2 separate regions of the Mus musculus genome follow, and region 1 is linked to region 2. A link is a contact called in ENCODE Hi-C or POLR2A ChIA-PET data. All regions are on one chromosome and are shown on one strand. Each heading gives the region's core, a stretch centred on a gene start or an enhancer-like site at or near the end of the contact. The rest is flanking DNA. Distances are from core to core; before and after follow the strand shown.

The links. Hi-C counts contacts between places; a loop is a spot of excess contacts on that map. ChIA-PET counts read pairs that join two places held with the same protein, here RNA polymerase II (POLR2A).
Region 1: POLR2A ChIA-PET joins it to region 2 with 15 read pairs in Patski. The contact joins the promoter of Lgals3 here to the promoter of Mapk1ip1l in region 2. A Hi-C loop is called at or near these places in 1 of 37 maps with a recorded cell type or tissue (heart). POLR2A ChIA-PET finds 5 or more read pairs at or near these places in 2 of 5 experiments (Patski and embryonic stem cell).

What each region holds. Positions count from the first base shown.
Region 1 is chr14:47,372,376-47,377,697 of GRCm38, forward strand. It overlaps Lgals3 (lectin, galactose binding, soluble 3), which reads left to right and starts at 1,485. Exons shown (of 6, transcript NM_010705.3): 1 at 1,485-1,577. It also overlaps the pseudogene Gm52166.
Region 2 is chr14:47,296,031-47,301,202 of GRCm38, forward strand. It overlaps Mapk1ip1l (mitogen-activated protein kinase 1 interacting protein 1-like), which reads left to right and starts at 2,244. Exons shown (of 4, transcript NM_178684.6): 1 at 2,244-2,375. It overlaps Gm35078, which reads left to right and starts at 512. Exons shown (of 2, transcript XM_006519856.4): 1 at 512-593; 2 at 1,953-2,375. The coding sequence starts at 580. The coding sequence ends at 2,358. Socs4 (suppressor of cytokine signaling 4) reads left to right here. Exons shown (of 2, transcript NM_080843.3): 2 at 1-72.

The sequences.
Region 1 (5,322 bases), core at 235-2,734, 76 kb after region 2:
AGGGATCTGCCTGTTTTTGCATCCCAAGAGCATGCAGATCCCAAGAGATTAAAGACATGAGCCACCACACCTACTACCTACAGTGATTTTTTAAAAAAATACATATATTTATTTCTAAAATTTTATTTACATGTTTTAATATTTTACACTTGATCTTAGCCAAAAGGCCGAGAAGCGATGTTTTAATATTTTAAAATGCATTTATATTTGCACATATGCATGTGAGCATGTGTATGTGGCTTAAATGACAACATTCAAGAGTTGGTTCTCTTCTTTCCTCTTGAGTTACAGGGATCAAAGTTAGGCGTCGGGCTTTGTAGCAAGCACCCTTACGGGATTATGCTTGACTCTCTATACCCATATTTTCTCATGTCTAAAATGGGATTTGTAAGCAAGGGCACAGCGACATCACTGAATGAGTAGAAAGATAAGTTTATTGGGGCTCAAACCACCAAGGCAATAAACATTCCCCTGCCCCGGGTGTGGGGAGAAGTCAGCAGAATGGGGGGCTTTGAGCTGTTACAGGCTGTTGGGATTGACCGGGAAGCAGGTGCCCTTGCCTGAGGTAGTTGACATTGGGGGCAGACTAAGGGAGATCCCTGGTCAACAGAAACCACCTATAAGCTTCTGTTTGTGCAGCCAGAGTCCCTCTGTTTAGGACCAGCACTGGCATTCTGGGGGGCTGCTTTGGACCTAATAGGATTAAAATAATGCCAACTCCATAAATGTATGTAAAGCCCTAGGCATAGAGTGGGGTGCATAAGTGTTTGGTAGATATTAGCTGATGTATCTGAAGCTGGGGAAAAATTATCTTGAATATCCTTAACCACATCACTCAAGTTTTTAATCTATATAAATGGTTCCAAACTGGTTATCAGCCTCTTGCAAAAGCGGCTGTTCCTTGTAACTATTTTCATATAGACAGAGCTACACCCTGTCCTCTTGATTTAACTGCCCCTTGCCCGTGCTGTAACTCTCCTCCAATCTTTGAGAAAACATCTTCCTAGGAATCAATTCACACATTCATACTACTTCATTCATTAATTCATTCGTCCACATTCATTCATTCACTCATCAATCAATCAACCAACAAATACCTACCGAGAACCTACTATGTACCACATTGGGTTTACCCAGCCCAGCAAAATCCAGAGCAGGAGTGAATGCAAACAGGGGCACCTCTTACATCTCAGATTTGTCAGGGACACCTGCTCCTCCCTTCCCTCACACTCAAAGTCACTGCCATTTCTGCGGAAGGCTTCAGGTGAAGGAATTAGGGGCAGGATGAGACCCTGACAGGCAGCTTCAGACAAGGGAATTGGGTGAGTCTGAGAGTCTGGGTGCGGTCGGCTAGGGCCCACTGCGGGGCACAGGTGAGGGGCACAGGCTGGCGGGCGTGTCCCAGTCCACTGTGGGGAAGCTCCGTGGTCCGTGGGGCGCGGTCCAGCCAGGCGCCTGCAGGGCGAGGGATGCTGCCCCGCCCTGGGAGGGCGGGCCCGGGGAAAAGAGTACTAGAAGCGGCCGAGCCACCGCCCAGCTCTGACAGCTAGCGGAGCGGCGGGTGGAGCACTAATCAGGTGAGCGGCACAGAGAGCACTACCCAGGTGAGCGGCGCGGGGCGCGGGGACCGGTGCTGCTCAGTGCACCAAGAAAGGGCTGGGCTCCCGGGAGATGGACGGAGGTGACCTTCAGGGTCCCAGGCGCTGGTCTACCGCCTTGGCTCTCCTGCGGGTAACTCTCGGAGAAAGTTATTCACGACCTACATACTAAGTCTCTTTGGGATGGCGGGATGCCAGCGGGCCCTGGGCACTCCTTCGAAGCCCTGCGTTAGAGTGAGCCACAACCTACGGAGATCCACCTTGTAGCTGGCCCCTAGCTTGGCCATAGGGATCAGGTGCCTCTTCTGGCACGTTGGGGGTGGGGGTGGGAGTTTGGAGACTCAAAAGACATCGCCCAGGATTCCTGACTCCTGGAGGAATTCCAGCAGGCTCCTTTGGTGCACGTGGAAGCCTTCCACTAGAGATCTTGCTGTGTGGTGCCAGTGAGTTCCACCAGGTTCAGCGGAGGTAGGGGCTATAGCCACCCGCTGCGTGCTTGACCGCACAGGACAGTGCTGCCCAAGCCCTAGTGCGCATGTGTCGGGATGAAGAACTACTGTAACCTCTAACATTTTTTTGTAAGCCAAGTGACTCATTCGTGACCAGTGTGGTTATTTGTGCAATAACCTCTAGATCTGGGTGGAGGAAGTCTTGGGTGTGGCCGTGTTGGTCTCAGAGTGCAGACCCTTAGCGAGAGGCTTTCAAAGGTTGCATTTATGCTGAATTATGTTACTCAAGCACTATTGCAGGGAATCGAGGATGGGACGGGAATGGGTGGGGAGGGGGAGTTGAGACTGAGGCTTAGGATTCCGGCTAACCCTAGCAGGGAAGCAAGTGATTCCTATTTGAAGAAATTGGAATATTTATAAAGCGACCCCCGGGGAGTAGGGTTTCTGGATAATGAGAACATTTGGACTTAGTGACCCGGCTAATTCTGAGGAAAAGAACAGAAACCAGTGTGTAAAAACTATCACTTTCTGAAATTCCAAGATGTTTGCTTCAAGTTTATAGTTCCGTATTTTTATTTATTTACCTTTGGGGGCAGGGGAAGTATCTTAGTTAGGGTTTTATTGCTGTGAACAGACACCATGACCAAGGCAGCTCTTATAAAGGTCAACATTTAATTGTGGTGGGGGTGGCTCACAGGTTCAGAGCTTCAGTCAATAATCCTCAAGGCAAGAGCATAGCAGCGTCCAGGCAGGCATGGTGCAGGAGGAGCTGAGAGTTCTACATCTTCATCTGAAGGCTGCTAGTGGAAGACTGGCTTCCAGGCAGCTAGGATGAGGGTCTTAAAGCCCACACCCACAGTGACACACCTACTCCAACAGGGCCACACCTTCAGTTAGTGCCACTCCCTGGCCGAGCATATACAAACCATCCCAGGGAGACAGGCTGCCACTGCAGCCTAGGCAGGACTGGAACTTACTATGTAGCCCAGGCTGGCTTTCAATATTCAATCCTGTCTCAGTCTCCCAAGTGCAGGGGCTAACAGTGTAAACTACCACCCCCAACTGTTTCCATAAAACTTGAAGTTTAATAACAAAAGCCTTGCTTGTCTGCAACAACAGTCTTTGGTGGTGGTGGGGGGGGGAGGCAGTGCCCATCTGAAAGAATGCTAGTTTTTTTGTTCAGACAGGGCTGGTTTAGAACTTGTGATTTTCCAGGCCAGTACAACCACACCTAGTAATTGTCTCCTTCTTGGTCACTGATCATTTTTGCTTTGTTTTGCTTGTTTCTTGAGATAGGGTCTTACAATATAACCTTGGTTGGCCTCATACTCAGTACAGAGTTCAGGCTGGCCTTGAACCTATGCTACTCTTTCTCCCATGGTTTCCCGAGGACTGGGATTACAGATGTGGACCAGCCATCTTTACCCTAGCCTTTTCCCCTGAGATAGTCATAGTTATCTGTGATGGAGACTAGCCTCCTAAATTCAGAATGTTTAGGAGTTTGGTTTAAAATCTGCACTTACTCCATCTTCTGGGGAGGACATGGATGAGGTCTTTCAGGCTTAAGCTAAGAAGTATTTAATGGATGGCTCACTAAATTGTACACAAAGCAGAAGAGGTAGAGAATTGCTTGAGGGTTGACTGGAAAAATTGATCATTTTTCCGTAGAATGAGTCTATTCAAGGGTTCTCAATCAATGAGATAGTTCACTGGATCAAAAGCATTTGTTCATCATTTTTCGAGATGGGGTCTCACAGGCAGCCCTGGCTGGAACTCCATACATCAGGCAGGCCTGGGTCTATGACACCCTCCTGCCTCTGCATCCTGAATATGCTCAGATGCTTTCCAAAGAACTGTTCCTTAGGTGGGTGTGGGCGTAAGTGCCTGTCATTCCAACATTCAGGAGGCAGAACCCAGAGTACCTCAGGTACAAGGCCAGCATAGGCTACATTTAGAATTCTAAGCCAAACTGGGCCAAAGAATAAGACCTGTCTTAAAATATATAAGCGAACTTCTTACTTCCTGCCAGTGAGCTCAAGTGTCCTAGGTGAGTCTTATTTATGATTCAGATGCCTATTTGCCTAGCTCTCTCAATAGCCAAAGACTAAATCTTCACTGCAATAGACACATAAACATTCACAGTACACACACCTCAATTAAAAAAAAATCTATGTTTAATAAGTAAATACAATAAAAAAACAACAGCTAAAAACAATGAATACTTTTTTTTGGAAAACCACAATTTATTGGTTAAAATGTGGTTTTTCTTAACAATGTGACTGTGCACAAAAGCATTCTGTACTCAGCAGCCTGTGTGTTGAATGATTCACCGAGTTAGTGTTCTGGCCAAAGCTCTATTTTATTTTTAAATCTGTTTACTATTTCAGCATGCTATGTAGTTCTGGATGAACAAGCCAGAGAATTTTTCAGGGAAGTAACTAAAAATTTCAAAGGAGTCTATTTTAAAACATCAAAAACGTACACTTTTAAACTAGTATAGGACAAACCTGAATTAGGAGTCAGGAAACTTTGGAACCTTGTCCCCAAGATGCCAGTGAGATGGCTTCTGGCCACCGAATCAGCTCTCAGATCCCTCACTTCACAGTGGGATGTTTTCTCCAGCCAGTGTCACCAGATTGCTAACAAAATCAAAAACAGCTCCGTGGAAGTTCTTTGGGAACTGGAAATCACTCTACAAGTGCTAGGAGGGTGTCACTATCGCGACATCCTGTGGAATGTGTCACATAGCTGTCCAAAGTGTCATCCAAGGCCCACGTGCGTCACAGTGAAGTCTGCTGCCTCTAGGGTTTCATTGGGTCACATTGGAAAATGGGCCAGTCTTTTAAAACTGTAGCATACTTAGGAGGGAAAGGGATGTCTTTAGGGAGCAGCGTTCGTTGGTTAGTTTTTGGAGACAGTCTTGCTATGTAGCATAGGTTAATGGTAAACTCAATCCTCCTGCCTCAGCCTTTTGAGTGCTAGGATTAGAGGTGTGCAGCACCACTCCCAGCAACAGATTGCTCTTGTTTTTGAAAGAGTCTGCCCGTGCAGCTCAGACAGGCTCCACATTTCTGCTCCTCTTGCCTCAGTCTCCCTAGACCTGAGGTGGCAGGCGGTGAGCATCCTTCCTTGTAAACTTTGCTACTTTGAAGGACTGAAACTCTTTGTTGGTTTTGTGGCCCCTTGTATGTGCATTTATCTAGGGATAGATATTAACAGCCTGGATTGGTAGTTTTCAACTATATGTGGTTTTGGCCTTAGCAATTTGCCCATGT
Region 2 (5,172 bases), core at 994-3,493:
CTTGACAAATATTTCTGTAGGTTTAAAATTTTTGATCTAAATAAATTTTCGCTTAATATATTAAATCCAAAAGCTTTGTCGTTTTTAAAGATTTGTGTGCATGTGTTAAATTCAGGAGCATACCATGATACACTTTCGAAAGCCAAAGGACAACTTTTTGAGGGCTAATTGTCTTGTGGCTTGACTTTGAGGCTTAGCCTCTCAGCCTCCAGCTGTAGGCATGCTGAAGTTCCAGCTGCTAGCCACAGTGCCTAGGTTTTCACATGGTTTTCAGTGAGCAAACTCAGGGAGTGAGGAGTTTTTGGCAAGGACCTTTACCTGCTAATCCAAAACCTTGGCCCCAGCCTTGTGGTTGTGTTTTTCATTCTTAGTATTGGGAGCTGGAGGGTGGGGGAGGATGGGAATTAGCAGGTGTGAGGTCAAAGGACAAAGTGTGGAGTTACTTATCTTTTACCTTCATTCTAAGGGTCAAACTCCGATTGTCAAACTTGTACAGCAGGCACTTTAACCTGCTGAGACGTGATTCCAGCCAGTGGTTTGGTTTTTTAAGCTTTCCTACCTTGGAATGAAAGTGAGGACATGACCACTTTTTGGTATGGTTGAGAAGAGAGGTTTTACTGTAGATATGAGGGAGAGAACAGCCAGTGGCAACTGGAAGAGTCAGACTGAACAGGGTCGTGGCGGGTGGGGAATAAGGGTGGGGTGGGGTGGGGTGGGGTAGGGTGGGGGGGTTGGAGATAAAGAGACCTGACAAGAGAAACCAGATTAGGAGAACACTCAGTGGAAATGAAGTCATAGAGGTTAGAGGTTAGATAGGTTTACTGTAGCGGGTGGGGTGAGAAGTGCTGGGGAGGCCACTTACTTGTCTAGGGTTTCTTTGGGACCTGACATACATCAGAAGTCTGGGAAGGAAAAAAAAAAATGAAAAAAATTTTTTTGTTTTGTTTGTTTTCGAGACAGGGTTTCTCTGTGTATCCCTGGCTGTCCTGGAACTCACTTTGTAGACCAAGCTGGCCTCAAACTCAGAAATCTGTCTGCCTCTGCCTCTCAAGTGCTGGGATTAAAGGTGTGCGCCACCACGACCGGCTGAAAATCTGTATGTAGATTTAGATTTTGCTTTCTGGTATGTCAGTTTTGAGTCTCCCAGAAACAGAGGCCAGTCTCAAAAACCCAACACCTCTCATCTTACAGCAGTGGCTTATCAACCTTCCTAATACTGTGACTCTTTAATACCATTCCTCATGTTGTGGTAACCCCCAACCAGAAAATTAGTTCATGGCTACTTCATAACTGTATTTTTGCTACTGTTATAAATAATGTAAATATCTGATATTCGACCCCTATGAAAGAGTCGACGCCCAAAGGGTTCATAAACCACAGGTTGAGGCCACTATTCTTAATTTAAAACTTAAAGGGAATCAGAGATAGCTTATTCTGGACCCATTTTTGAATGATGATGGCACCAAAACACAAATTTAGGTTACCTCAAATTCCATGTCCCAACATGGAACCAGTATCACGAGGTTTTTAGTTTTACAGAACAGAGAACGCTATAAATCAAGGCAAAGTTTAAAACACACTGGTGGATGGATACATTGGAGGGTACATCAAGATAGAGGAAGCTTTTCTATACATCTAAGACATTATCCGATGACATTCTTAGCTTTTGGATTGGCAGAGGCTAGTTGCCTGTTAATAGACCTAAAAGGTTTTTAATCTTATTGCCACAAGATATTAGTTTTGACACAGAGGTGGCTATTCTGGAGGGCTAGCACTAGCCCAAGATAAGGTAATTAGCCCCTGGACCTGCAACATTCCAATCTTTCCACAGTACTGAAATTCCAACTTATACAACTCAGTCTCTGCAGACATATGCTTTTAAAAGTTTTCATTCGCAAGACCTTTAGAAAGACTTCCCTTTTCCCTCATCTCTTTACCCTCGATTTTAACAGGACTACTGACAGCCAGCTTGGAGCCTGTCTACAAAAACCTCTAAACACAGAGAATCCAAACTCCGCTTTCAGTCCCTGGGTTGCGGTGAGCATCACCGGCCAGGGGGTTTCCTTTGGGTCTTTTGGACTCAGGAAGCAGGGAAACCTTCCCGCGCTCCACCCAGAGGGAAACAGCCCAGGCTCCCGGAGCCACGCGGCCCTGCCTGCAGTTTCGTGGGCGGCCGGCTGGAGGCGCAGTGCAAGCTGGGCGGGGCGGGCGGAAATAACGGGCGGCCAGGTCGGCCTCCCCGCTTCCTTTTCCGGTGCCAGGAGGAGCCGTGTCGCTGTCGTCTCGGTCCATCAGGCCTTCAGCGGGTCTCCATTGCCCGTCTCTCTGGACTCACCGCCGCCACTGTGCCGCGCCTAGGACTCGGATCCTGCCGGGTGAGTCCGCTTGGGCGCCTGCGGCGGGGCGCGAGGCTGGCGGGAGACGATGCGAAGACGCGGGGTCCCGGGGGGCCTGGCGGCTCTAGAGCTTTCGATGGGGAGGGTCCCCCGGGAACCAGGCGACCGAGGGATCTAATGTCGCGCCCGTCGGGTTCCGGGGCGCCCACGTCATGCCAGGCTTGGGCGGGGGCGGGCGGGGGGTGAGGGGTTAGGCGGGAGCGGGCGACCCTCCCCCACATCCGCCTGCGTGACCGGCTGGGGGCTGGTTCGCTCCGGTTGATCCCGGATTCCCTTTGTTCCCTTAACCCTAAAGGGCAGCTTGTTTGTCCCCCACACCCCCCCCCCGTCCCCTTGCCCCTCCACCGGTATCCCAGCCACTAATTTCTAATAAAAACGACAGTGGAGGAGACCCGAATCCTTACAGCAAGGTCTGGCGCCTGATAATTCTGTGTGACAAGCTTCTCGCTGATCGTAATTACCCATTCTTTAAATGACTACGGGGGACAGAAGGTGCCATGGGCTGAGTGAGTGACGTTCTCCTTTGAGCTAGCTAGAACGCTTGAACCATTTTTTTTCCTCCCTGCCATGAAAACTGAAAGTAATGTTTTCACGAATCCTAAAGTTGAAGTATCTAAACCAGACCCCACCGTAGATGTGTAACAGCCTACTACAGAAACACACACGTGTTGCCCCCTCCCCCATGTGCGAAAGGCCTGTTTGGAGGCCAAACCCTCAGAAGCTGGAGTCGCCCTCGGAAGTCTTTGTTAGTGGCGCTCCTTGGGTGGGGAGGAGGGCAGTTTTTAGTCGTGGAGTATTGGAGCCACTCTCTAGAACACTTCCCTTCAAAAACTTTTTCCTGCAGCTGCCGAGGTTGGAATGTTCTTTTTGATTACAGAAGGAATCGGTGTCATCTTCATTCTCCCTACAGAGGTTGAGCGTTGGGCTCAGGAACCTTAGGAATTCAGCAATCTTGAGATTCTGTGACTGTTAACTATAGAGGAGCCCTAGACTCGGGGACTGTTAATTAGTAATATTTGCACAGGGTGAGCCTGTAGATAAGTGCTAGCCCGGCTTGCTACAAGGTCCTAAATTCAAGTCCCAAAACTTTAGGGAAGGAAAGAAAAAAATTCAGCAGTTGTAACTATTCAGACTATAGCGGGGAGTGGGTGGAAAATGAAATGGATAAATAATGTCGGGTCAGCTTTTGCCACCAAATAAGTTTGTGCAGTACTTAGGAAATTGCTTTTTTTTTTTTAGTTGCTCTCTGCTTTGAAAATAGACAAAGGTTTGTGGCCATATTGTATCGGTTGTAAAAGCTAACATTTGTTGAGTTTTTTGCTCAGTGCCAGGCAGTGACTTAAGAGATTTATTTACAGATTAGTATAATAAGCCTCAGCAAATCTCTGGAAAATACCCATTTACTGCCATGTATGGGACTCAGAGAACTGGATTTGACCATAGGCCAGGCAGGCAGTCTACTCTGGTGGCTTTTTTGTTCTGTGTTTAAGTGAGAAGGAGAAGATGGGGCTGCAGTGTGGAGAGAGATGGCTCAGGTTGAACACATGCACTATTCTCGCAGGGGACTGGAGTTCTGTCCCAGCATTCACAGCCACGTATAACTCCAGGACATTAAGCACTTCTAGCCTTCTGGGGAACCTCCATGGAAGTGAACAACCCCGTGTATAGTTTTTAAAATGTTAAGAATGGCAGGAAGAGAGAATTGGACATTTGTTGCTATTTTCCAGTTTTAGTCACTGGGTCAGATGAAGTCCTGTTTAGTTCCTGTATAGCATGACAGCCCATTCTAACTTCATGAAGAAACTGAGGTTGACTCAGTCAAGTAAGCTGTAAAGCTATTTAGCACTCTTGTCCAAAACCCTCTGCTAAAACGTCTTACTGCTTTCTGGTATTCCAGCCAATTTGAACTGCATCTGCTTTCCCCCAGACTGGTCTTCCTCTGGTTTTATACAAACTGTTCTTACCCCGGAGCCTGTCTTTAACCTAATACTCTAGCTTTTATTCCAGACTGCAGAGATACCACTTCTCAGGAATGTCTATGCCATGCCACTAATTACTCTAAAGCTTGGGTTCCAATTAATAGGAATACATTATAAGAGCTCCTACTATGATGTTCAAAACATTCCAAGCTTTTTTACTTACCCAGTTATAAAATGGAATATAATCTGATAAATTACCCAGTACTGATCCAGAATCTGCTTTCAATATAATATATACTAATGTAATGCCCAAAATTAACCTGTAAGCCTCACCCTTCCAAGAACCAGGTAACTTCCAGAATGCTAAGAGTTGTAGTTCTTGGAAAACAATAAAATCTTGTGGGAAAGTATGGGGGCCAGTGAGTTTTGTCCAGAAAAGCCCCTCCAACATGTGTTTCCAGGCCACCCAGCTGGAGGTGCCAGTTAGTGGTCCTGGCCAAAGTCCATCTCTTGGTCAGTATTTAATATCTAATAAAGCTTCCTTCAAATTTGGCCCAAAATGGTGGAATTGGTTTTTCTCTGGTAAATCTCAGAATTAACACTGTCACACTCACCCATACAAAAATCATAGAAGTCCTGATTTTCCTTGATTTCTCTGAATTTATTTATCCATATGGTCTCACTGCCTGTGTCTTTAGATTCTTGAACTTCAGCTGGTGGTGGGGTATCGAGGAGGCACGGCTTTTACAAGATTGTTAAGAGCCTTGCTTTTGTCCAGAAGGTTTAATGTTCGTGTTTAAATATGGGGTCTTATATTATTTGGTCTCCAGTCAAAGTTTGGTGGCCTTTCCCTCTAA